Linked DNA regions of Homo sapiens: regions 1 and 2 are each linked to region 3. A link is an interaction called in ENCODE POLR2A ChIA-PET data of the cell type or tissue named here. Cell type or tissue: OCI-LY7. All regions are shown on one strand.

Region 1 (8,000 bases), 140 kb after region 3:
GCAGGCAGGGCTGCACAGTCACTGTGTCTGATTTACATGCCATGGACTTTGAGCCAAGGGCCACAAGGAAAGACATCGCTTGTGAGTTACTGGATTAATTAATGTCTTAGTCTCTTCTTTAAGGATTCCCTTTCTTTCTTCTTAAGAAACTGTCCCACTATGACCACATATTGAACGGCATAACAAGGGCCAGGAATAGGGGTTTAGAGAAAGGAACTAATGGTACTCCTTAACATTTCCAAAATATAAACATACACCCATAGTTCAAGTGCAGACAAATGAATGCCCTCAGTCACTACTCAGGAGGTACCTCCCAAGCTTATGCGCTTGAGATGCATTTTCATCATTACTAGAATATAACAACCTTGGCCAGGTGTGGTGGCACACACTTCTAATCGTAGCACTTTGGGAGGCCAAGGCAGGAGGATTGCTTTAGCCCAGGAGTTCAAAACCCACCTGGGCAACACAGTGAGACCCAGTCTCTAGTTTAAAAAAAAGAAAGAAACAACTTCATTTGTCTCCAAATTTTGCATTGGTCGTATTTGCCTTTCTCAATATTTTCCGAATGTCAAGTATAGATTTCTTAATAGAGTGTCCTAGTCAGTTCTAGCTGCTATAACAAAATACCATAGACTGGTGGCTTATCAACAACAGAAATTAATTTCTTACAGTTCTGGATGGTGAAAGTCCAAGATCAGGGTGCCAACACAGTCCGGTCCTGGTGAGGGCCCTCTTCCAGACTACATGCTGCCAACTGCTCGTTGTATCTCACATGGTGGAAATAGGGTGAGAGATTTCTCTGAACAGCTGGGACTACAGGCATGCACCATCACGCCTGGCAAATATTATTTTTTATTTTTTGTGGAAGTGGGATCTGGTCTCTCTGTGTTGCTCAGGCTGGTCTTAAAACTCCTGGGCTCAAGCGATCCTTCTGCCTTGGCCTCTCAAAGTGCTGGGATTACAGGGGAGAGCCACCATGCCTGGCCACTTAAAATTGTTGAATTTTATCATATGTAAATTATTCCCTGTAGTGGGATGAATTGTATCCCCCTCAAAAGGCATGTGCAAGACTTAACCTTTGGTACCTGAGAATGTGATCGTATTTGGAAACAAGGTCTTTGCAGGCATAAGTAAGTTAAGGATCTCAAGATGAGACAATCCTGAATCTAGGGTGGACCCTAAACCCAGTAGCTGTGTTGTTATAAGAGAAAGCAGAGAGAGATTTGAGACCCAGAGAAGCCTCCGAGGGGAAGGCCATGTGAGGCTGGAGGCAGAGACTATAGTGAGGCTGCTGCAAGCCAAGGGCACCGATGATTACCTACGCCCACTAGGAACCAGGAGAGAGGTATGGAACAGATCTACCCTCACAGTCTCCAAAGGGAACCAGTCTTGTCGACATCTTGACTTCAGACTTCTGGCCAGATCTATGAGACAATGAAATTCCATCATTAAAAAAAAAAAAAACAGAAAAAACAAAAACAAAACCAAAAATACCCTCCAATGATCCATTACAAATATTCTAGAAACCAGGAGAAAGGAGAAAGTCTCAGTAAAGAAATCGAAGATATAAAAAAGAAACAGGCCAGGCACGATAGCTCACGCATCTAATCCTAGCACTTTGGGAGACCAAGGTGGGAGGATCACTTGAGACCAGGAGTTCGAGACCAGCCTAGGTAACATAGTGAGAACCCATCTCTACGAAAAATAAAAAAAAAATTAGGTGGGTGTGGTGGCACGTGCTTGTATTCATAGCTACTTAGGAGGCTGAAGCAGGAGGATTGCTTGAGCCCAGAAGTACAAGGCTGCAGTGAGCTGGGATCACGTCACTGCGCTCCAGCCTGAGTGTCACAGTTATACTGTCTCGAAAATAAAAAAACAAAAAGAAGCAAATGGAAATTTTACAACTGAAAAATACAATAACCAAAATACAATCTCAAACTCCAAACAACATAAACTGACAGAAATACACATCCAGATATATCATAGCAAAACACATGAAAATAAGGATAAAGAAAAACTCTTGAAAGCAGGCAAAGAAAAAATATATATATTACCCATAGGGGAACAACAATTCAAATGGCTGCAGATTTCTCATTAGAAACCATTTATCTCAGCAATACAGAGAACTAGAGATGGAAAATCATCAAGGAGATGACATTCCATCACTGGTATGGTTGGGATGTGTGTCCCCTACGAATCTCATGTTAAAACGTGACCTCCAATGTTGGAGACAGGCCTAGTGGGAGGTGTTTGGGACGTGGGGGCAGATCCCTCATGCATGGCTTGGTGCCGTTCCCTTGGTGATGAGTGAGTTCTCACTCTATTATCTAGTTGAAACAGCTTATCTATTATCCAGTTCACATGACAGCTGATTGTTTAAAAGAGCCTGACACCTCCTCCCTTCTATCTCTCTCTCTCCCTCTCTCACCATGTGATAAGCTGGCTCGTCTTGCCTTATGCCATGATTAGAAGCTTCCTGAGGCCTCCCCAGAAGCCAAGCAGATGCTGGTGTTGTGCCTGTACAGCCTGCAGAACCATGAGCCACATAAACATCTTTTCTTTATAAATTACCCAGCCTCAGGTATTCCTTTATAACAATGCAAAACAGGCTAACACAATCATTAATCAACTAGATCCAATGAACATGTATATTACGCTCCATCCAACAATGACAGAAAACACATTCTTTTCAAGCACACCTGGAACATTCACCAAGATAGATCATACCCTGCAGCTTAACAAATTTGGAAAAATTGGAATCATACAAAATATGTTATTACCATAATAGAATTAAACTATAAATCAATAAAAGGAAGACAATAGAAAAAACACCAAACACTTGGAAATTAAACATACTTATAAGTGACCCATGGGTCAAAGAAGTCTTCAGAGAGATTAGAAGTATTTTTAACTGAGTGAAAATGAAAATACAACATATGAAAATATGTAAGATGCAACTAAAGTAGTCCTTAGAGGGAAATTCACAGCATTAAAATGCTTACATTAGAAAAGGGGGTCTTGAATCAATAATACCAGCCTACACCTTAAGAAATAAAAAAAGAGTGAAACGTACCCAACACGAGCAGAAGGAAGGAAATCATAAACAGGAGTAGAAATCCATACAATTGAAAATAGCAAACAGTAGGGAAAATGAAATGAAAACAAAAGCTGATTCTTTGAAAAGGTCCATGAAACTGATAAATCTCTGTAAAGATTGATCAAGCAAAAACGAAGACACAAATTACCGACATTAGAAATTGAAGGTGGGAGATCACTACAGACCTGCAGACATTCAAAATCTAATAAGCTAACAAAAGAATACTGTGGAGTCCTAATTAGAGAAAGGGAGTCAGGCTGGCAGGTCCAAGGGAAAGCAAAAAGAGAAAGCAGGTAAGTTACAAGTCTGCCTTTCTTCATGGTCCAGAACGCATCGCCCTTCCGCACAAATAACTCACAATCCTGCACCCAGCTAGACACCTGCAAGTTAGCTCCGTGCAGTCTTGGCTTTATCAGTACTGCACAAAGCCCTCTTCGGCATAAACACTACCCTATACAATCTCCACAAGCCTTTGTTTCTTTGTAGTCAGCCTCCACTGACTTGCCCATTGTCTCCCTGGCAAAGTATTTTCCTACTTTATCTAATAAATCTGCCATTCTTTACCTACAACTGTCTTGGTAAATTCTTACACTCCCACACCACTGGCCCAGATAGTCACCACTCACCCATGACATTTCTGGGTCCTTCTGGGATCTCTCCGTACAGGGGAACACTCTCCTCATGGGGAATTCTCTTGCCTCTCTCTTTCTCTTTCCCAACTCGGGAACCTCGGTGGACAGCGTCTAAGCACAGAGACAGTTGCAGGTCTCCGGCTGGGGCTATACTCCCGTGGGACTGAAAGGTGCTTGTGTGGAAACGTCTGACCGCCACTGCCCAGGTCAGGTGAGGGACCTAAGTCCTTTTCTCTTTTCGTCTGTCGGCTGCCGTTTCTTAATAGTTCTTTGGTAATTGAGGGTAACTGGCAAGGGCCACTGTCCAGCATTGCCTGAAGGCCAAAGAGTGAATGGGGTCAGCTGCCCTGCCCGGAAGGGGAAAAGGCTCGCCTCTCTTTTCTGATTGTAGTCCCTACGTGTGCTGCAATTGACATGGAAGCCCATTCAGGGCAAATTCACACACGTTTCGGGTGGCTCAGACCCTCTGTCTCAGTCCAAATTCTAGGGAGTCACCCAGCCGTCCTGTTCCAGATGTTGCCAAATTAGGTAATTTCAGACAGCCTCAGAATAGTGAGTCTTCCCCTCCCCGTTCCCTTTCCTGGGCTGGCACCCGTGGAGATCTTCTTGTACCCTTCCTTCCTCATACAATACCCAAAATACAATCTCAAACTCCAAACATGGTTGATCACCCAGTGTGAGTGAGAACCTGGACTGGCTGTCCACCCGTAGGGCCCCCTGGATGATCTTTACTAATAGGTGGGATGCCCCTTTATACAGTGCACCCCAAGTCCCTCAGCAGACATATGTGGAACTTGGCAAACATCTCGGCATTCATCTTGGCAGGATGCCCCAAGCAGAAGTGTGGTTCGTGACCCTGACTGGCACTGCCCCCGAGGGGTGTGCTTTCCAGTTCCGCCATGGAACAAACCCCGTCTATTCCTTCAGACTCACTGATAGGCTGCATCCTAAAGCAATAAGACAAATTTAACCCTCAGACTCTCAAAAAAAGAAATATCTAATTTTCTTTTGTAACACAGCATGGCCCCTATGAAGGAAATCCTCAGATTAACCTCCTCAGTCTTTATAATCGAAAGCAAATTAAGGAAAACAGGGCTAAGGAAAAGAAAAAAACAAAATGCAGGGACAAGAGGCAGGTCCAATGGTTGGCTGCTTTACAAGCCCCCAGCTTCTCCAGGTTTCCCTAAGGACACTCCTCCAAATAACTGCCATCTGTGCAAAAGCCCAGGCCACTAAAAGGCAACTTACCCAATAAAATAAATGGGGAAAAGCTGTACACAGCTTATCCACTCTGCCACAAGCTTAGCCACTGGAAACAGGATTGCCCTGAAAGCTGAAGGAGCCCCAGAACAAAAATTCAACCCCCAGTGGCCTTAATCTAAAGGGGCTCTCTGCTCCAGCTGAAAACAGCTCAACTTAACTAGTAACTTGTGGAGGTGGGAAACATTTGTTCCACATTCTGTGGGTCTGAAGTGCTAAAGCTTTCTGTGATGGGAGATAAAGTGGAAAAGAGTGCTAGCTCCACACCATGCAGTAGCTGGGAGGCTCACAAGCCCTCCTGTAAAGCTGAACCCTTGCCTCTCCACTCTTTCTTTTCCTTTTCTCTTTATCTGTTCAATCCAAAGATCCAGCCTTAAAAGGGAAAGACAATTTCTAACATCCTAATCTTTGATTTTGTTGTTCTCTTTAACACTCCAGCTGCTTGCATATTATGGCCTGTTTTCATGTACATTTTAAACTTATGGGCAAGTTGCAACAAGAAAAATTCAGAGCTCAAATGGTTAACCTGCCTTATAGAGTTAAATAAAGTTTTCTAAAGCTCTTTATTGTCCTCTTTTTTCTATCTGCCTTGGATCAAGGTGGTTTTATAATCACCTGTAGAACTCTAACAGGTGCTCTTTATTATTATTATTATTATACTTTAAGTTTTAGGGTACATGTGCACAACGTGCAGGTTTGTTATATATGTATACATGTGCCATGTTGGTGTGCTGCACCATTAACTCGTCATTTAGCATTAGGTATATCTCCTAATGCCATCCCTCCCCCCTCCCCCCACCCCACAACAGTCCCCAGAGTGTGATGTTCCCCTTCTTGTGTCCATGTGTTCTCATTGTTCAATTCCAACCTCTAACAGGTGCTCTCGAGTGCAGGTTTCTAATAACTTTGGAAATTGTAACATTAGAATAAAGAAAAAACTTCCCAGACTCTCATTAAAAGCTAATGTGTTCATAAATATCGAGCAGAACAGAAGTTAATTACATAAACTAAACTAATGGAAAACTAAAATAATCTCTTTGTAGCTTTCTGTTTAAAACATTGTTAACTCTTTTGCTTTTCAAAGTCCATAAAAACTTTTCTCTTTTAAGCTATTTACAGCCTTTAACAATTGGCTAAAGTATAATCTTGTAACCAAAATTTAAAGCATATCTTACTCTCTACCTGATTTCTCCAGAATGTAAAAGCTATTTGCAAATATACTTAATTTATGGTACTATAGTTATTTGCATATATTCATTCAAAATCTATTTTCTGGCTGTGTGTCTTGGCCCATTTTCTGGCTGTGTGCCATGGCTCATGCCATCACGGATACTATAGTTATTTGCTTATATTCATTCAAAATCTATTTTCTGGCTGTGTGCCATGGCCAATTTTCTGGCTGTGTGAAAATCTATTTTCTGTTTTCTGGCTGTGTGCCATGGCTCACGCCTGTAATCCCAGCACTCAGGCAGGTGGATTGTTTGAGCTTAGGTGTTTGAGACCAGTCTGGGCAATGTGGCAAAATCCTGTCTCTATAAAAAACACAAAAAATTAACTCGGTATGGTGGCACATGCCTGTAGTCCCAGCTACTTGGGGGGCTGGGGCAGGAAGATTGCTTCAACCTGGGTGGTCGAGGCTGCAGTGAGTTGATATTGTGCCATTGCACTCCAGCCTGGGTGACAAAGGAGACCCTGTCTCAAAAAAAAAAAAAAGGAAAAAAAATCTGTTTTCTTTTGTAACAGGACACAATTGGAGACACTGGTTATTTTACCAAGCTTTAACTGGAATGGCATGCTTTTTTGGGGGGGCGGAATCAAAGTTAACTTATAAAGCCAATAAAAGTTCCTTGGGAAAGCTGGCCTCATACCTTATCTACACAGTCCCTGTGCAGGGTTCCTAACCTGTGATAACTAAAGAATGTCACTTTCTAACAGGCCCAGGAGCCCCAAGTTATCTTGGGACCTCAAGAGGAAAAGAATTTACCCAACTCTTACAGGTATTTAATGGCACAAACCCATAACTGGCCTTAAGGCATTAAATTCAAATCTGAGATTCTCTATGGAATAAAGTTTCAGCAAAACCAAATTTAAAAAGTAGAAGAGTCTATATGCAAAATAATTATTCTTGCTAACTTTATGCAAATACTCAAGCCAAGTTTAATAAGGCTAAAACTTATTTTACCAATAGATTTGTTCTATTATAATTTGTTCTTAGTAAACTGGAAAGAAAAATTATGTTTCAGAAAAGCTGTAGTACATCTGTCATCAAATTCTAGTCTTGTTCACTGCTTTAAAGTTTTTTATTATTTTCCACAATTTTAACTAAATCCTGAATTCTTTCTGGGCTATAAGTTCCCAATGCATTCAACATTTTTTTCCTTTTATTTTTCTAATTTAAACTCAATGGAGTTCGCCCGGGCGCGGTGGCTCACGCCTGTAATCCCAGCACTTTGGGAGGCCGAGGCGGGTGGATCACGAGGTCAGGAGATCGAGACCACGGTGAAACCCCGTCTCTACTAAAAATACAAAAAAAATTAGCCGGGCGCAGTGGCGGGCGCTTGTAGTCACAGCTACTCAGGAGGCTGAGGCAGAAGAATGGCGTGAACCCGGGAGGCAGAGCTTGCAGTGAGCCGAGATCGCACCACTGCACTCCAGCCTGGGTGACAGAGCAAGACTCCGTCTCAAAAAAAAAAAAAAAGAAAAGAAAAAAATAAACTCAATGGAGTTGCTATTACCTCTTTCCTAAGGTCCTGCAAACTAAAGTCCATTCTTTAAAATACAAGCAAAGAAAGAAAAGGGTCAGATTGCCACTGCCTTCCTCCTCTATAACTAAAAATGCTTTAACATCTGGATAAATTGTGCCCAATGTTAATCTTTGTTTTTTTTTTTTTCTGTTTCCATAAAAATGCCTCATTAAAAATTTGTTTGTCTTCATCATATGCAGAGGCTTGTAAGGCACACCTCTACATCACAAACTCCAAGGGGTCTGGCCTTGTCCTAGGGGCTTTAAT
Region 2 (8,000 bases), 66 kb before region 3:
ATTTGTACTTTAGTTCTCTTTCTTGACTCATTTCACTGTCTGCTATATCTAGAAAAATTTATTGGTGTTGGTGATAACAGGTAACCTTAACAACAGGTCTTGACTTTAATGGAGATACCTATAATATTTTACCACTAAGCATGATGTTATGGGTTTCCAGCAAAAGTTCCTTATCAAGTTAGGGTGTTAAGTGTTTCCAAATGCTTTTTTACCATTTGTCATATGATTATAATTTTTTTCTCATTATATTGTTTTTCTTCTTACTAGATCGTCTAATGCTGAATTGTATTTGCTTTCACGGCATAGAGCCAACTCAATTATGTCCATTAAAATTATGCAGATAATTAAATTACAGTATATATCTAAATGCTGTGATCTAAATATTTGTGTTCCCCTAAAATTCATGTGGTGAAATCTAACTCCCAAGCTGATGACATTAGAAGGTGGAACCTTCGGGAGGTGATTAGGTCGTAAAGGTAGAGCCCTTATAAATGGAATTAGCACCCTTATAAAAGGAACCCCAGAGAGCTGCCTCCCCGCTTCTTCCACATGAGGACACAGCAAGAAAGGGCCATCTAGGAACCAGTAAGCAGGCCCTTGCCAGACATCAAATCTTCCTGTACCTTGATCTTGGACTTTGTGGCCTCCAGCACTGTAAGCAATAAATTTCTGTTGTTTATGAGCCACCTGGTCTATGGTGATTTGATACAGCCACCGAAACAGACTAAGACACAATGAAATACTATCTGGTGTTAAAAAAGAATGAACTGACACATGTAACAACATGGATAAATCTCAAAAGCATGCCAAGGGAAAGAAGTCAAGCACAAAAAGTGCTTAGTATACGGTTCCATTTCTATAAAATTACGGAACAAAGAAATCTACAGTGACATTTAAAAATGAGTGTACTCCTGGAGTGACAGGGTGTTCTATATGTTGACTTGGGTGCTGCATTCACAAGGATATACACTTATCAAAGTTCATTGAGCTTTATGCTTAAAGTGGGTGATGATATGTAAACTATGACTCAAGGCTGATTAATAAGAAAAAAAATCTATGCTAGTGCCACAATCTTGCAGCCAGAGTTGGGCTATGTACTCTTTAAGCCACTTCAACTTGGCTTTCGTCCCCACCACTCCAAATACATTTTCCTTGCTGAGGTCCCCAGTGACCTCCATGTTGCTAACTCACCTCGCCTGACTTCTCAGTAGAATGTGATACAGTTTATTCCCTGAGCTCTCCCATCTCCTTCCTGGGCCACTTCTCATTGGCCTCCTTGGTCATCCTCATCCTGTTCCTGGCCCTGAATGGTGGATCTGAATGGTGGATATCTCTGGTTCTCTTTTAGGGGCCCTCCCCTCTTCACATCCTACACGTTCTCATCCATGCAATATTTTTTTTTTTTTTTTGAGACAGATACTTGCTCTGCTGCCCAGACTGGAGTGCAGTGGCGCAATCTCGGCTCACTGCAAGCTCCACCTCCCGAGTTCACACCATTCTCCCGCCTCAGCATCCCGAGTAGCTGGGACTACAGGCGCCCGCCACCACGCCCGGCTAATTTTGTTTTTGTATTTTTAGTAGAAACAGGGTTTCACCGTGTTAGCCAGGATGATCTCGATCTCCTGACCTCGTGATCCGCCCGCCTCGGCCTCCCAAAGTGCTGGGATTACAAGTGTGAGCCACCGCGCCCAGCCTCATCCATGCAATCTTATAGCTCTGTGGTGTGGGTAACCAGGTTGGCATCTCTTCCCAGACCTCACTTCTGAGCTGCAGATCCACATACCCAACCACCAACGTGGCATCTCCTTCTGGAAGACCCACGTGTTCACGACTACACTCCCAAGTTCCACCAGAACTGTCAGCCTTCTGGGCTTCTCATCTCAGGGGTAGCATGTGCATTTGCCCAACTGCTAGAAAGCTGAAGGAAAACTTTAATAGAAAATTCACTTTCTTTCACCCTCCACAACTTATCGACTGCAAAATGCTGCTGTCCAGTAGGTCTCACGTCCATCTCTTCATGTCCACCTCCTCTGGCTCCTGGTGGAAGCCACTGTCATGACCCCTGAGTGACCCCACAGCTCCCACTCCTGACTACCTTGCAATTATTCTTCAAGTGGCAGGCGGAGTCAGTGTTTTAATGTGAATTTGTTTATGTCACCATTGGCCATAAGATGCTTCAGCAGCCATGAGGCTTTTTGACATTAAAATACATATTTTTTAATATATATATTTTATATATTATAGGCGGGTGGATCACTTGAGGTCAGGAGTTCGAGACCAACCTGACCAACATGGTGAAATCCCGTCTCTATTAAAAATACAGGCCGGGCGTGGTGGCTCACACCTATAATACCAGCACTTTGGGAGACCGAGGCGGGTGGATCATGAGGTCAGGAGATCGAGACCATCCTGGCTAACATGGTGAAATCCCGTCTCTACTAAAAGTACAAAAAATTAGCTGGGCACAGTGGTAGGTGCCTGCAGTCCCAGCTACTGGGGAGGCTGAGGCAGGAGAATGGCATGAACCCGGTAGGCGGAGCTTGCAGTGAGCAGAGATCGCGCCACTGCACTCTAGCCTGGGCAATAGAGCGAAACTCTGTCTCAAAAATATATATATATATATATACAAAAATTAGCTGGGCGTGGTGGTGGTGCATGCCTGTAATCCCAGCTACTCAGGAGGCAGAGGTAGGAGAATCACTTGAACCCAGGAAGCGGAGGTTGTGGTGAGCCAAGTTTGGGCTATTGCACTCCAGCCTGGGCCACAGAGCGAGACTCCGTCTCAAAAAAAAAAAAAAAACAAAAAAACAAAAATTATCTGGGCGTGGTGGCACATGCCTGTAATCCCAGCTACTCGGGAGCCTGAGGCAGGAGAATTGCTTGAACTCGGGAGGCGGAGGTTGCAGTGAGCCGAGATGGTGCCATTGCACTCCAACCTGGGCAACAGAGAGAGACTCCATCTCAAAAAGAAAATCAGCTTTGTTACACAACACATATAAGATGTCACACTATAAGTTATCCTTGGGCAGAGTGATTTGGGGTTTAATTCATTCACTCCACACCACTCTTCCACAACCTGGGTATTCAGCTGTGGTCACAGCAGCTGCTGACTGGTTTTTCAGATCAGAAGTCTCCCCAGCATTACAATTCTGCCATTTTAAATATATGTAATTAGAACTCTGAAAGTTCAGCTGAAGAAATGCTTTTTTACTTTATAATCTGTAGATGTTTCTGAAGCATCACCTTCTCCAAGGTTGAAATATAACAGATCCTCCCTTAGTCCTGAATTTTTTTTTTTAAGTCAAATGTATCCTTTAGTTTATTTCTTATCCCTAACCAGATGTACAAGCTTTTGTAATGATCTTGGCTCTTGGCAGTGACAATGGAGGGAGACAAGGCTGCTGAATTTGTGCCATGGAAAGATGATAAATCAGCAGGTTCTACTGAAATGTGTCATTTACCTATGTCCAAGCAATTCCCAGTCTACCTGGTGAAGAACAAGTTTATAGAAGATTCCTAAATTATCAAAGTTTCCATTTCCATTGGCAGAGTTTCACAGTGAAAAGTGAAAGGATAACATTAATATTGAAGCACCCAAACCTCTTAGGAGAGCTTAGAATGTATTCAACCCTCTGACAAAATCCTATGGTGAAATTCAGGGACTTCTGCTCATGACGAATCAGGTTGATTTTTGCCCTTCAGAGCAGTGAGACCAAGTCTCCATTCTGCTCTGAGATCATCTATAGAATGAGGATAATAGCACCCTTTTCAGGAGGTTGGTGTTAATAATACTTAACAAAAATACAAATATCAGATTCCAAGTGCCAGGCTGGCCCCGTGTTATTCCTCACTAAATATTAGCGAGTTCTTCCTGCCCTAAGCTGGAAGAAGAGCTATGGTGGGATGAGAATTCTAGGTTACAATATACTGATTATTTTTCAAGTAAGGAAGAATTTAGAATACAAGGACATAGGCCGGGTGCAGTAGCTCACACCTGTAATCCCAGCACTTTGTGAGGCTGAAGTACGTGGATCACTTGAGCCCAGGAGTTTGAGACCAGCCTGGGCAACACAGGATTACAGGCAGGAAAGCCTGTAATCTGGGCACTTTGGAAGGCTGAGGCAGGTGGATCACCTGAGGTCAGGAGTTCGAGACCAGCCTGGCCACTATGGTGAAACCCTGTCTCTACTAAAAACACAAAAATTAGCCAGGTGTGGTGGCAGGCGCCTATAATCCCAGCTGCCCTGGAGTCTGAGGCAGGAGAATTGCTTGAACCCAGGAGATGGAGGTTGCAGTGAGCCGAGATTGCACCACTGCACTCCAGCCTGGGAGACAGAGTGAGACTCCATCTCAAGTAAATAAATAAATAAAATAAAATAATGTAATAAATGAAATAAAAATAAATAAATAAAAGCACCCAGATTTTATAACACTCAACCAGATCGCCCTGCTCTCACACCTTAGAATTGGCCCCCACTTCCTTTCGGTCACCTAAGGCAGTGTTTCTGAAATATTAAAAACTCGGAAGATATTTGGAAGCCAGTTCTCCAAAGTTGTGACTACATAGAGCTCTCTCTGGCTGCCTTCACTACTTTTTTTTTTAATCGGCAGCTTGGGAGATCACAGAGTGAAGTGGGAAAAGCTCTAGAATCGGAATGCTGCCAATGGAAACTCTCAGAGCCTAGCTAGATGTTACAGCTTCTTAGGGTATTGGCCTACGTAAACTACCCCTGAGGCTCACCATTTCACTCCTCAGTGCTATGTTTTGCAGAACTAAAGTTCTTAATTTTCATTTGGTCCAATTTAGCATCAAAAAAGTCCATATGCCTCGGACTAAATGTAACAAAACATGTGTGTGTGTCTTCTTAAGAAATCTCTCTCCACAAGTTCATGAAGATAGATGCTTCTATTATCTCCTGAAAGCTTTATTGTTTTTCGTTCACAGTTAAGTCTACAGTCCATCTGGTATCAATGTTCCTGTAGGTTGTAAGGCAGGAATCAACTTTAAATTTTTTTTATATGGGTTCCTAAATGTCCCAGACAAATTATTGAAAAATTTCCCTATTAATTCTCGACCCCGAAATGCTGCAATTGTCATAAGTATAATGACGATAGGATTTATTATCCAAGTGGATTAAATTTTGAGAGTAAAAGATAAAAGATACAAAAGTACTAATTACATTAGGACCAGAGGTGTAAACAGGCTGTTTGGGGTACACTGGGACGACAGTCCTACTCGTCATGAAGCTGGGTTCATCGTGGGAGGCTATTTCTAGCCTCTCTGTTCTAGTCCGTTTCTGGTCATCCTTGCACCAAAACTGCTTTATCTTATTTTCTGCAGCTTTAGAATAAGTCTTGATTCAATTAAGTCCATCCTCTTGCTAATTCTTCTTCCAGATTGTCTTGGGTGTTTTTGGCTTTTACATATTTATATAACCATTAGAACAACTTGGCCAGGTGCGGTGGCCCACGCCTGTAATCCCAGCACTTTGGGAGGCTGAGGTGGGCGGATCACGAGGTCAGGTGTTCGAGACCAGCCTGACCAACATGGTGAAACCCCATCTCTACTAAAAATACAAAAATTAGCCAGGCGTAGTGGCGTGCACTTGTAATCCCAGCTACTTGGGAGGCTGAGGCAGGAGAATCACTTGAACCCAGGAGGCGGAGGTTGCAGTGAGCAGAGATCATGCCACTGCACTCCAGCCCTGGTGACAGAGCGAGACTCTGTCTCCAAAAAAAAAAAAAAAGAAAAAAAAAAAGAACCACTTGCCATATTTCACCGAAAAGAAGACCAAACCAAACAAAAATAATTATTGCATTTTTTATTGGGATTGCATTGATTCTATAGACCAATTGGCTTTTTTTTTTTTTTTTTTTTTGACAGAGTCTTGCTCTGTCACCCAGGCTAGAGTGGTGCAGTAGTGTGACCATAGCTCACTGCAGCCTGAAACTCCTAGGCTCAAGTGATCCTCCTGCCTCAGCCTCCAAAGGACTGGGGATGGGCACGTGTCACCATGCCTGGCTAATTTTTTTGTTTTTATTTTTAGTAGAGACGAAGTCTTCTGCCCAGGCTGATCTAGATCTCCTGGGCTCAAGTGATCCTCCCCCCTCAGCCTCCCAAAGTGCTGGGGTTACAGGCGTGAACCACCATGCCCAGCCCAATTGACATATTTAAAGTATTGCATCATAACTACGGCATAGCTCTTCATTTTTTCAGATCTCTTTCATTTACTCTCAATAACATTTATAGTTTTCTGTATAGAATCCTGAACAACTTGTTGGATTCATTCCTAGGCACTAAAGTATTTTTTGATGTCCTTATAAATGGTATTAAAAGTTTTTAAACTGCATATGTTACCTAGAAATACAAATTAGCTTTACAAATTAAACTTATAACCAGCAACCTTACTTAACTTACTTAAATTCTAATAATTTAAATTTTCTATAAAAATAATCTGAAATATTGTGAGGTTTGTTCTTTCAAATCATTATATATTTTATTTATTTTTTTCTTGAGTTAGTATATCAGCTAGGATCTTCATTAAATTATTAAGTGGTGATAGCACATCCTTGTCTTGTTCTCAAATTGCAGACCAATTTCTCCTTTAATTTCTTTCTATTTTTGTTGTTTCATTTTGAGGGCATGTTGTTGGATATATACAAGTTTAGAATTGTTATATTTTCCCAGTGAGTTGAAACTTTTTGTTGTTGTTATGAAGTGTCTGTCCTTATCTCTGGAATAGGAATAGGAAATATGTAATTGTAATTGTACTTTATTCTCTTCCCAGACAATGCAAGGACTTTAGAACTTTTAACTCCATTTCCTTCCCCAACTTCTATGTTATCATTTATTTTAATTCTGGATATATATGAGACTCTGTAGACATTATCCCTAATGCCGTTATAGCTACGCTTACTTTTATGGTTAGTATTTGCATGATATATCTTTTTCTATTTTTTTCTTTTCAAATTCTCCCTAGTCTTATGTTTTATATCTATTTCCTCTAACTAGCATATAGTATTTTTTTTAATTCAGCTTGACCATCTTTGTCGTTTAACTGGAACGGGGACATTTATTCAATGTACATTGTATTTAGAGTCTAATATACATACCATCTTGCTAGTTGTCATGCCTACTCTATGTATCACTTTCTCATCTTTCTATTCTTCTTTCAGACTGATGATGGTATTCTTTGTCATTCTTTATCAACCTCTAATGTAATTGTAATTTTACTTTATTCCCTTCCCAGACAATGCAAGGACCTTAGAACTTTTGACTCCATTTCCCTCCCCAACTTCTGCTATCATTTATTTTAATTCTGGATATATTTGAAACTTTGTAGACATCATTTCTGTTTTATATGGTCAATATTCATTTAAACTTATTATATTTACCAATTTTTCTTGCTCTTTTTTTGTTGTTGTTACAACTCTGACATTTCCTGTGCATAAAGAATCTCCTTTACACTTTTTCTCAGGGGAAGTCTGCTGATGGTGAACTTTCTCAGTTTTTGTCTGAAAATATCTTGAAGGATGTTCTTCCTGGGCATACAATAATTCTAGGTTGGCCAGGTATTTAGATTTTGTTTTTTCCAACATATTGAGAGAATCATCCTATGGTTTTCTGGCTTTTATTATTTCTGTTGACATATGTGTTGACATTGTAATCGCTGCCTCTTTAAAGGTACTTTGGCCTTTTCTTCGGTTGCTTTCATTTTATGATTTTTCCCTTAGTCTTTGGATGAGTGCAGTTTAACTAGGATATGTCTGGAGATGGATTTCTTTGTATTTTCCTACTTGGGGTTTGAGTAGCGTTTCCAAACTCTGTGAATTGACATTCTTTATCTGTTTTAGTATAAACATTTGAATGTTAGATTTTAAAATATGATTCTGATGCCAGGTGTGGTGGCTCATGCCTGTAATCCCAGCACTTTGGGTGGCCAAAGTGGGAGGATCACTTGAGGCCAGGATTAGACACCAGCCTGAGCAAGATGGCGAGA
Region 3 (8,000 bases):
TAAATAAAGGTGGTGGTTATGCAACATTGTTAACAATACTAAGTGGCACTGAACTTCTCACTTTAAAATAGTTAATTTTATGTTATGTGAAGTTTACCTCAATAAAAAAATTCTTAAAAAAAAAAACTCAGTGATATCCAACCATTAAAAAATATAAGTTACATAGCTCGTATATAATCAACTTACTTATTACTGCACTATGAGGGGCACCCAGATATGTAAGACAGAGTCCCAACCTTTGGTTGTTGGAGGACTATCTAAGGATACAGAGATTAATAAAAATAAAAGAACTACCACGAAAGAAGTGCCCTCCAAGTACAAAGAGAGTTCAAATATGTACATCTGGTTGCGGAGAAAGGAAAAACTTCTCAAAGAAGAATTTGAAGTGAGCTTTAAGGGTTGAATGGAATTTTTACTGTTAGAGGTAGAGAAATACAATATCATAAAGAAAGATGTGATCCCTACAAGAGGATTACGTGGTAAGTTGAAAGACATTAAACAGTCCAACCTGGTCATTGTCAAAACTATATACGTTGGGCACAGAACTGAAGACCAGGTGTCAAAGGAGGATGGCTCTGTCCCCTTTGTGTCCCCAGTGCCTAAAGCAGTGTTTGGTGCATGCTTGGTGATTGGTAAATGTCAAAGAAAAAGATAAAAGATAAAATATAGCCGGGCGCGGTGGCTCAAGCCTGTAATCCCAGCACTTTGGGAGGCCGAGGCGGGTGGATCACGAGGTCAGGAGATCGACACCATCCTGGCTAACACGGTGAAACCCCGTCTCTACTAAAAATACAAAAAATTAGCCGGGCGTGGTGGCGGGCGCCTGTAGTCCCAGCTACTCGGGAGGCTGAGGCAGGAGAATGGCGTGAACCCGGGAGGCGGAGCTTGCAGTGAGCCGAGATCGAGCCACTGCACTCCAGCCTGGGCGACAGAGAGCCAGACTGCGTCTCAGAAAAAAAAAAAAAAAAAAGATAAAATATAAATGTACATTTTACAACCTTTTTTATAAGGCTAAGCACCAGGAAATCTATAAAATAGTAGCAATATCTAGCACCATTTATTACCACTGAGGCAGCGGGTTAAGGAATGTATTCGCAGTGTCAGGAAAGCACAGGGTCGCCAGAGTGAATTGCATGTGGAATTCTAGAAGAACTTTGCTTGCCATCCTATGGGATTTGGACTGCAATTTTAATACAACAGGGAATCATTATGGTCTATTTTCTCAAGATTCTGATTAAGTAGCATAAGCGAGTGTGGAGCATCATGAATTCATGCTGGCAAATCATGAGGGCAGACAGGTAAAGAATCTGCCCTCATCTTTGCACTTGGCTTTCTAGGCCCATCCTCTTGGAGCTGTAGTGGGGATCTGGGGACACAGGAAGAGGGAAATGGCCGAGTGCACGGTAAGTGCACCCTTTATGGCGATGAGAACCTGCCACAGAACAGAATGCTGTTGGCTCTGTTGTGCCTGATGAAGAAAAGGAAAGGGTGGTCAGCACAGAACCTGGGGCCAGATTCCATGCAGCACTCTGCAACTACAAAGCAGCTCGACGCTGCCGCTGCCTCGGTGCCTTCTTCATTCACCTCCACAAAACTCTTGTGCACGAACTTGGACAGACACAGGTCTCTCTCCGCTGACATTGCCGACAAGTCAGCCTTGCCCTGTTGGAAGGCATCAACAATTCCCAAATGCCGAAGCACAGATTCCATGTCATAATCCTCTTGTAGTTTAAATTTTGGAAGGAGAACTTCAACCTCAGTACTCTTCATACAGTCTGGCTTGGTCCAGGCTGTGAGTTTCTCAAAAGTGAGACTTTTTTCCACCTGAAAGACCAGAATTAGACTTTAAGATTCCGACTTCAGTGCACATGTACAAGCGCACAGGCACTCACAGTTCCCTTCCTCCCCTTGCACGTAGGTGTTGTTTGTTCACATAGGATCAGTGGCCCCTTCATCTGCCAGAAGCTTGTGAGCACTCTTACTTGTCCTATGTCCCATGTGCCACTTCCTTGACAAGGGGGAGAGACACCAAGCAGTCAGAGGCAGGAAGGCTGTGGCTGTCCTCTCCTTATCCAACAACTCCAGAGACATCTTGTATTGTGACAAGTGTCAATGCCCAGGCGACTGTGTTTTTTTTTCAAACATAGTCTTTTTAAAGACAACAAACCATTGCTAGTAAAGAAAAGGATTGGAAACGAAAGGGCTCTCAGTGTGAGCCACTCCAACAGGATTATCTGTCCCAGGTGAGATTCTGCATAGTTTCCGGAGCAGAGAGGTTACCAGAGGATTATCTGCCCCAGAGAGATTCTGCATAGTTTCCGGAGCATAGTTTCAGGAAGGTGGGCAGAGGGAGAGCCAATGGCTGCTGCGCACACAGACCTCTTAAGTCATGGGGTCCCACTGCCTGCCATTTGCCATGGTTGACTCTCTCACCCTGGAGATCCATGCTGAAAGGAAGCCGAGTGCCTGGATGTGCCCTCAGAGGCTGCCTCTGGTCCCACCCTCTGAGAACTGGACTTCACACCTCCCTGGATGCCCCCTCCCAGCCTTGTTAGGTCAAAGTTAAGACTTCCTCATTCTCTATTTCAGGTTCCTAGACTTTAAAAGCATAATGCTAAGAATGATGATTGTAATAATGGATCACATTTGTAGAGCATTTACTAGTTGCCAGGCAATGTGGTAAGCTTGTTACCTGAATTACCCACATTTTATCCTCATCATAACTCTAGGAGGCAATAACCCCGAGCAGTCATTTATGCTTTTAGAGTTAAAAGTCTGCCATTCATCAAACTAGCAGGATTTTTATAAGCTTCCTCCTACCTGATTTATTTTAAAAGGCATTTTAACCGCCGCCCACTCCTTCTAGCGATGAAAAAACAGAGGACTGAGATGTGTAGTTTGGCAGATCACGCAGACAATATTGGGAAAAGTCAGCCTTGAACAAAAGTTCGATCCCAACGCCAAGTGCCTGCACAGTGTGCGTCTGCCGCATCGCCAACTCAGAAGGTGAATATGAGAGGTGGAAGTGGCACTCGAGTTCTGCCCGCAAAGGTGTCCCTGGGTTCTTCCCGCAGCCCGGGTCTTACCGTGCTGAGCTCCACGCCGTCGTCAGGCAGCAGCACCAGCAGGCTCAGCTCCTTCCTGGCGTAGGGCAGCTCCAGCAGCTGCGCGCGCACCTCGCCCACGTGGGCGAGCTTAAACGTGGCCTCCTGATACATCATCTGCACTGGCCTTTGCTCCTCCTGGGGGAAGGATTATTGAAAGACGCAATTAAAACTTTCAAAAGAGCTGCAGTTGCCTCCAAGAGTGTTTTCAGCACCTGTGATGGAAACCGCCACATTCATGCCCCAGTTAACACTAAAAAAAAAAAAAAAAAAAAAAAAAAAAAAAGTCAACCAGTTCCTTCCTATCTTCATTGCAAGCAGACACAGTACCACCCTGGGAAAGGTTTTCTTCTGCAAAATAAAATGTGATACCCTACATTTTCCAGAGGAGAAAGATGTTTCTCATTTAAATTGTGCTCAGCAAATAGATCTAAGAAAGCAATATAATCAAATGAAATTAAATACAAATTTGTTTTGATTTAATTAGAAAAAAATGTGTATTGTTTTTCCTATTTATCCAACCCAACATATGAGAAAAAAAATCATAAAGTGGGATGAAACTTATAGTTCCACAACAGCATGACAGGGAGTATAAATGGATACACTCTCTCAGAAAGAGTAACGACCTACATATGTAGTAATGTATTTTAACCCAATCTTTTCAATTCTGATACTCTAATGAAATAACTTTTTTAAAATACAGAAGAGGCATAAGCACATAGAAGCTCAGCAAAGTATTACATTTATTAACGTAATACTTTAAAAAATTGATACAGATCATTTATTATAAAAATTAAAATAGTTCTAAAACCAGGGTTAGAATTCTCCTCCTCCCACCCTTTGCAACTAGAGAACTAATTTTTTTAAGTTAAAGTACACCTTACAAAAAATGCAGGAGGGTTACCTGCTTTTGTTTTTTAATTACATTAAAATAGTATCTTTTTAGGGGCTGGAAGATTTGGCAAATTATTCTAATGCCTGCCTTAATTAAGTTTTACTTCAATGTCAAAACTAAGGTCTTTGTCATGAAGTTTTAATATTAAAAAGCTGTAAATACTGAATTAATGATAATTAGTTAACAATTCAAATCAAAACTTACTTTAATTTTAAAAATAACTAATTAAAGACACATGTTTTCACCTTCTCTCCCTCTACCCTGCCCTATACTGCCTCTCACTCCCACATATCACACTACCTTAACACTTTTTTTTTTTTTTTTTTGCTTTCTAGCCAAGTAAATTGGGCTTATAGGAAGATCTTTAGTTTCCAAAACTAGGTGGCAGCAATGGTTTATGAGAAATTATCAAAGGCAGTTAAGAGCAGTGATAAAACACTACATATATATATATATATTATATATACGTATATATAATATATATATGCAGCAAATATCTTTTACTCCTTCCGTTTTTTTCTACTGAGTTAAGAAATTCATTCAGAAATACTTTAAGTTTCAAATTCCTTTTGGCTTACGCTTATGTCACTTACACTTTTACAAAGTTAAATCTTTCCATTCAACTTCTTCATCAAACTAGCAGGATTTTAAAAAGCTTCCCCCACCTGGTTTATTTTAAAGGGCATTTCCCTTGTGTATGTTTCGTCAAACGGTTCATTCCACTTTCCTTTGAAGTAGATGGCATTGACAAGAACCAGCCTGGTTTCTGCATCAATTGAGCTACCCGGCAACAACTCTTCAATTTTACCTTTCAAGAAAAGTAGAGACTACATTCAGTTGCTTTTTATAAGAACCTGATGCATTGGATGATCCTGGATCATTAGTTGAGAAGCAAACTTCTGTTTTCAACTTTGCTGAGTTTGGGTTGTTATGTAGAGAAATAAAAACAGCACATATGAGTGGTATTCATGATTACTGACACCTTGAGAACATCCACCAAGTTGAGGATGGTGAAAGATACCTAAGTCACTCGAGGAAAGCAGGTTGGTACAAAGTAGAAAAATTACACCAGGTTGGAGAACAAGACCAGCAGGAAATGTGATAGGCTGAAGGGGTGTTTGTCTCACATGGTTAATTGGAGTGTTTGATCCAACCCTTCATGATCACACCCAGTTCTAACATTCTGTGACTATACATGGACATGTCAGAAGCAACCAGAATGGACGGCTCAAAGCGGGAAGAGCTGACATTGGGCACATGGGGAGTTTCCAGAAGCTTTTGGAGGAGATATTCCTGCTGAATCCCCTCAACAAAGCACTAGGCATCCCTGGAAAAGAGGATGTGGGCAAACAAAGATCACCCCTTCTTTCCCTGGAGATCAAGTGGTACTGTTTCAATGAACTGAGGGCATCCCTGCTAACCCACTGCCTGAAGAGAGCATCCGTGGTAAATACTCCAAGCAGGAATGCGGGAAACAACTGCTGAGACTTTAAGCGAAGAACGTCTCCCATTCTTTACCGTCTCATTTATTCACAGAAATGGAAATGTTCCTGGTGGTACTAAGCATAATTGGCGCAGAGGAGTCTGAATGGTTCATCAGACCATCATTGGTCTTGGAGGCCTAGACTGGAACACGTCACTTTCTGAAATGTAGATGAATAAGGTTCAACCCCAAATGGAGGGTATTTTCAGTCTGTGGAACTGATCAGCCCTGAGAGAGGGTCGGCAGTTAACCAATCAAATGTAGGCTTATCAAGTCAAACTAAAGGAGCTTAAGTGGAAGACATGAAAAGTCAGGAGTGACCTTAGCAGGTAAAGGTAATGGTGATGGAGGTCCCCCAGAACCTAGGAAGAGGCAGCCCAAGTGTATACCTCAGGCAAGATCTGTCCACCAATCTCCTTCTCGCAGAGACAATGGAGTCACCTGACATGTGAATGTTACAGGCCAGGGAGAGTATATTTTAATGCAAGTTATTAAACTGGAAACCTGGCCTGAGATTCTTTTGACATTTGTTTTTTTGTTTGTTTTTTGTTTTTGAGACAGGCTGGAGTTCAGTGGCATGATCTCAGCTCACTACAACTTCTGCCTCCCAGGTTCAAGTGATTCTCATGTCTCAGCCTCCCAAGCAGCTGGGATTACAGGCATGGGCCACCACACCTGGCTAATTTTTGTATTTTTAGTAGAGATGTTGGGCGGGGGGGGGTCCCACCATGTTGGTCAGGCTGGTCTCGAACTCCTGACCTCAAGTGATATGTCCACTTCGGCCTTCTAAATTGCTGGGATTACAGGCGAGAGCCACCGTGGCTGGCCCTCTTTTGACATTTGTATCAGCTACTCTGGTCCTGGGAGAATAGACAAAAGTAAATCTCTGTTGCTGAAAACCTGAATGTCTGATCAGAACCTTTATGAGTCCATCAAGGTTCAGTATGCCAGGAGGCCCTGCCAGTCAACACTACTCTGACCATCTGAAACACCCGTGAAATTAGAGGGGGCGGAGTGGAGAGGTGGAGGTGGGTGAGGAGAGGGAGGAGGGATAGGAGGGAGAGGAGGAGGAGAGAGGATATAAGAGGCGGGAAGGAGGAATAGGAAGAGCCGCAGGAGGAGGACGGGTTGGGAGGAAGGTGCAATAACTTGTCATTCTGACCTTCGGTCTTTTTTGAGACCCAGGTGTTGATGTGTTTCCTGGACTCTTCTGCAGCTCTGATAAAGGAAAGCTCCTTCAGCTCAGCATGGTAGAATTGAAGACAGGATTCCTTAAACGTCTTTGGAGAGAAAAATGTTCAGTGAGGCTGCATTGCTAAATACAAATGTCAGCAAACTTCCAAAAATTCTAAATATGTTATCTTTTTTTAATAAAAAGAATATACATAACTCTTTAAAAGTGATCATATGAAGATATGTTAAAATATCAGAGTTTGTGAATAGGTATGTATTGAACCCTGAATAACCAGAAATGAACTTGAGAATTTTACCTTTCAATTTTACCTTTCAAGAAAAGTAGAGACTACTTTTGCAATACTAATGCAAGGTATAATTATAGAATTGCAGTCTTTAAAAAAAAAAAGAAGTTTAGGCTGGGCGTGGTGGCTCACATCTGTAATCCCAACAGGCAGGAGGATCACTTGAGACCAGGAGTTTAAGACCAGCCTGGGCAACGTAGTGAGACCCCATCTTAGAAAAAAAAATAGTGCAATTTTTTTAAATTGGTTAACATAAATTTCTCAATTTCTCTAGGGTCTTTCTCCCAGACTCTATATCACCAGGTATGTTGAATGCAACTTTTATTGTTCTATTGATTCAACTTACTGAGAGGAACTGACAAGTTTTCTCTCCAAAGAGCCTGTTGGCCGTTCTCAGCAGGTACTGTGTGCCAGCCTTGTTCACTTCAGTGAGAAGCGACTGGAAAGCCCGATGAATGTCTTCCTCTGTGTTTAAAGACAGTGCCTGTTGTGAAAGATAATTTTAAAAGTTATCAAGATAGCTCTTTGATGGCTGGGGAGAGGAGAGAGAGGGGACAGAAAACAGGCGAGTAAAAGATGTAGCCATTCTGCCTGAATGGATCTCGCTTGTTTAAAGATCAGTAACACACAAAAAATGACAAGGGTGAGAAAAGCTCAGAAAAGAGGTTGTGATAAAATCTTGCATCAAAAGGAAAATATAAATGTACCCTAAGTGGTGGGAAAATTACCTCTAAAATTTATAGTGAAAAAAAAAGATGCAGTTAAAAAGTTAAAAGCAGAAAAAATGCATGGAAAAATAGACGGAAATACAATCATCAGAATCCTCAAAAGGAAACAAGGATATTACATGAGCAATGTGATTAATAAGACAATAACACAGTTATTAAAATTGTACCCTATAGGGACTACATGTGTGTATATTAAATATTTCAAAATATATCACACATATTGGGCCATAAGAAAAGTCTCAACATCCCAATACATTCTGAAATACAGAATTATATAGATCATATTCTCTAACTTCAATGTAGTAACAAAAA

Evidence for each region. ChIA-PET counts read pairs that join two places held together with the same protein. Peaks named below come from ENCODE experiments on the same cell type or tissue, not always from the same donor. Only the 100,000 strongest peaks of a DNase experiment are listed, where the experiment ranks them.
Region 1: POLR2A ChIA-PET joins it to region 3 with 5 read pairs; 4 of 35 experiments call an interaction of 5 or more read pairs at or near these places.
Region 2: POLR2A ChIA-PET joins it to region 3 with 6 read pairs; 5 of 35 experiments call an interaction of 5 or more read pairs at or near these places.

The regions. Positions count from the first base shown.
Region 1 is chr6:3,033,213-3,041,212 of GRCh38, forward strand. No RefSeq gene overlaps it. Among named protein-coding and RNA genes, the nearest start is that of RIPK1, 31 kb to the right of the region's middle. In OCI-LY7, no CTCF peak of the experiment used is centred here; no DNase peak of the experiment used is centred here.
Region 2 is chr6:2,822,673-2,830,672 of GRCh38, forward strand. No RefSeq gene overlaps it. Among named protein-coding and RNA genes, the nearest start is that of SERPINB1, 15 kb to the right of the region's middle. In OCI-LY7, no CTCF peak of the experiment used is centred here; no DNase peak of the experiment used is centred here.
Region 3 is chr6:2,888,747-2,896,746 of GRCh38, forward strand. SERPINB9 (serpin family B member 9) reads right to left here. Exons shown (of 7, transcript NM_004155.6): 3 at 7,307-7,444; 4 at 6,645-6,762; 5 at 4,665-4,807; 6 at 3,087-3,242; 7 at 1-1,824. The coding sequence ends at 1,417. All of the region lies in intron 2 of SERPINB9-AS1 (SERPINB9 antisense RNA 1), which reads left to right. Among named protein-coding and RNA genes, the nearest start is that of SERPINB9-AS1, 8.8 kb to the left of the region's middle. In OCI-LY7, a CTCF peak has its summit at 4,387; DNase peaks (open chromatin) are centred at 1,987, 2,385, 3,225 and 4,715; H3K4me3 peaks cover 5,061 bases; H3K27ac peaks cover 7,488 bases.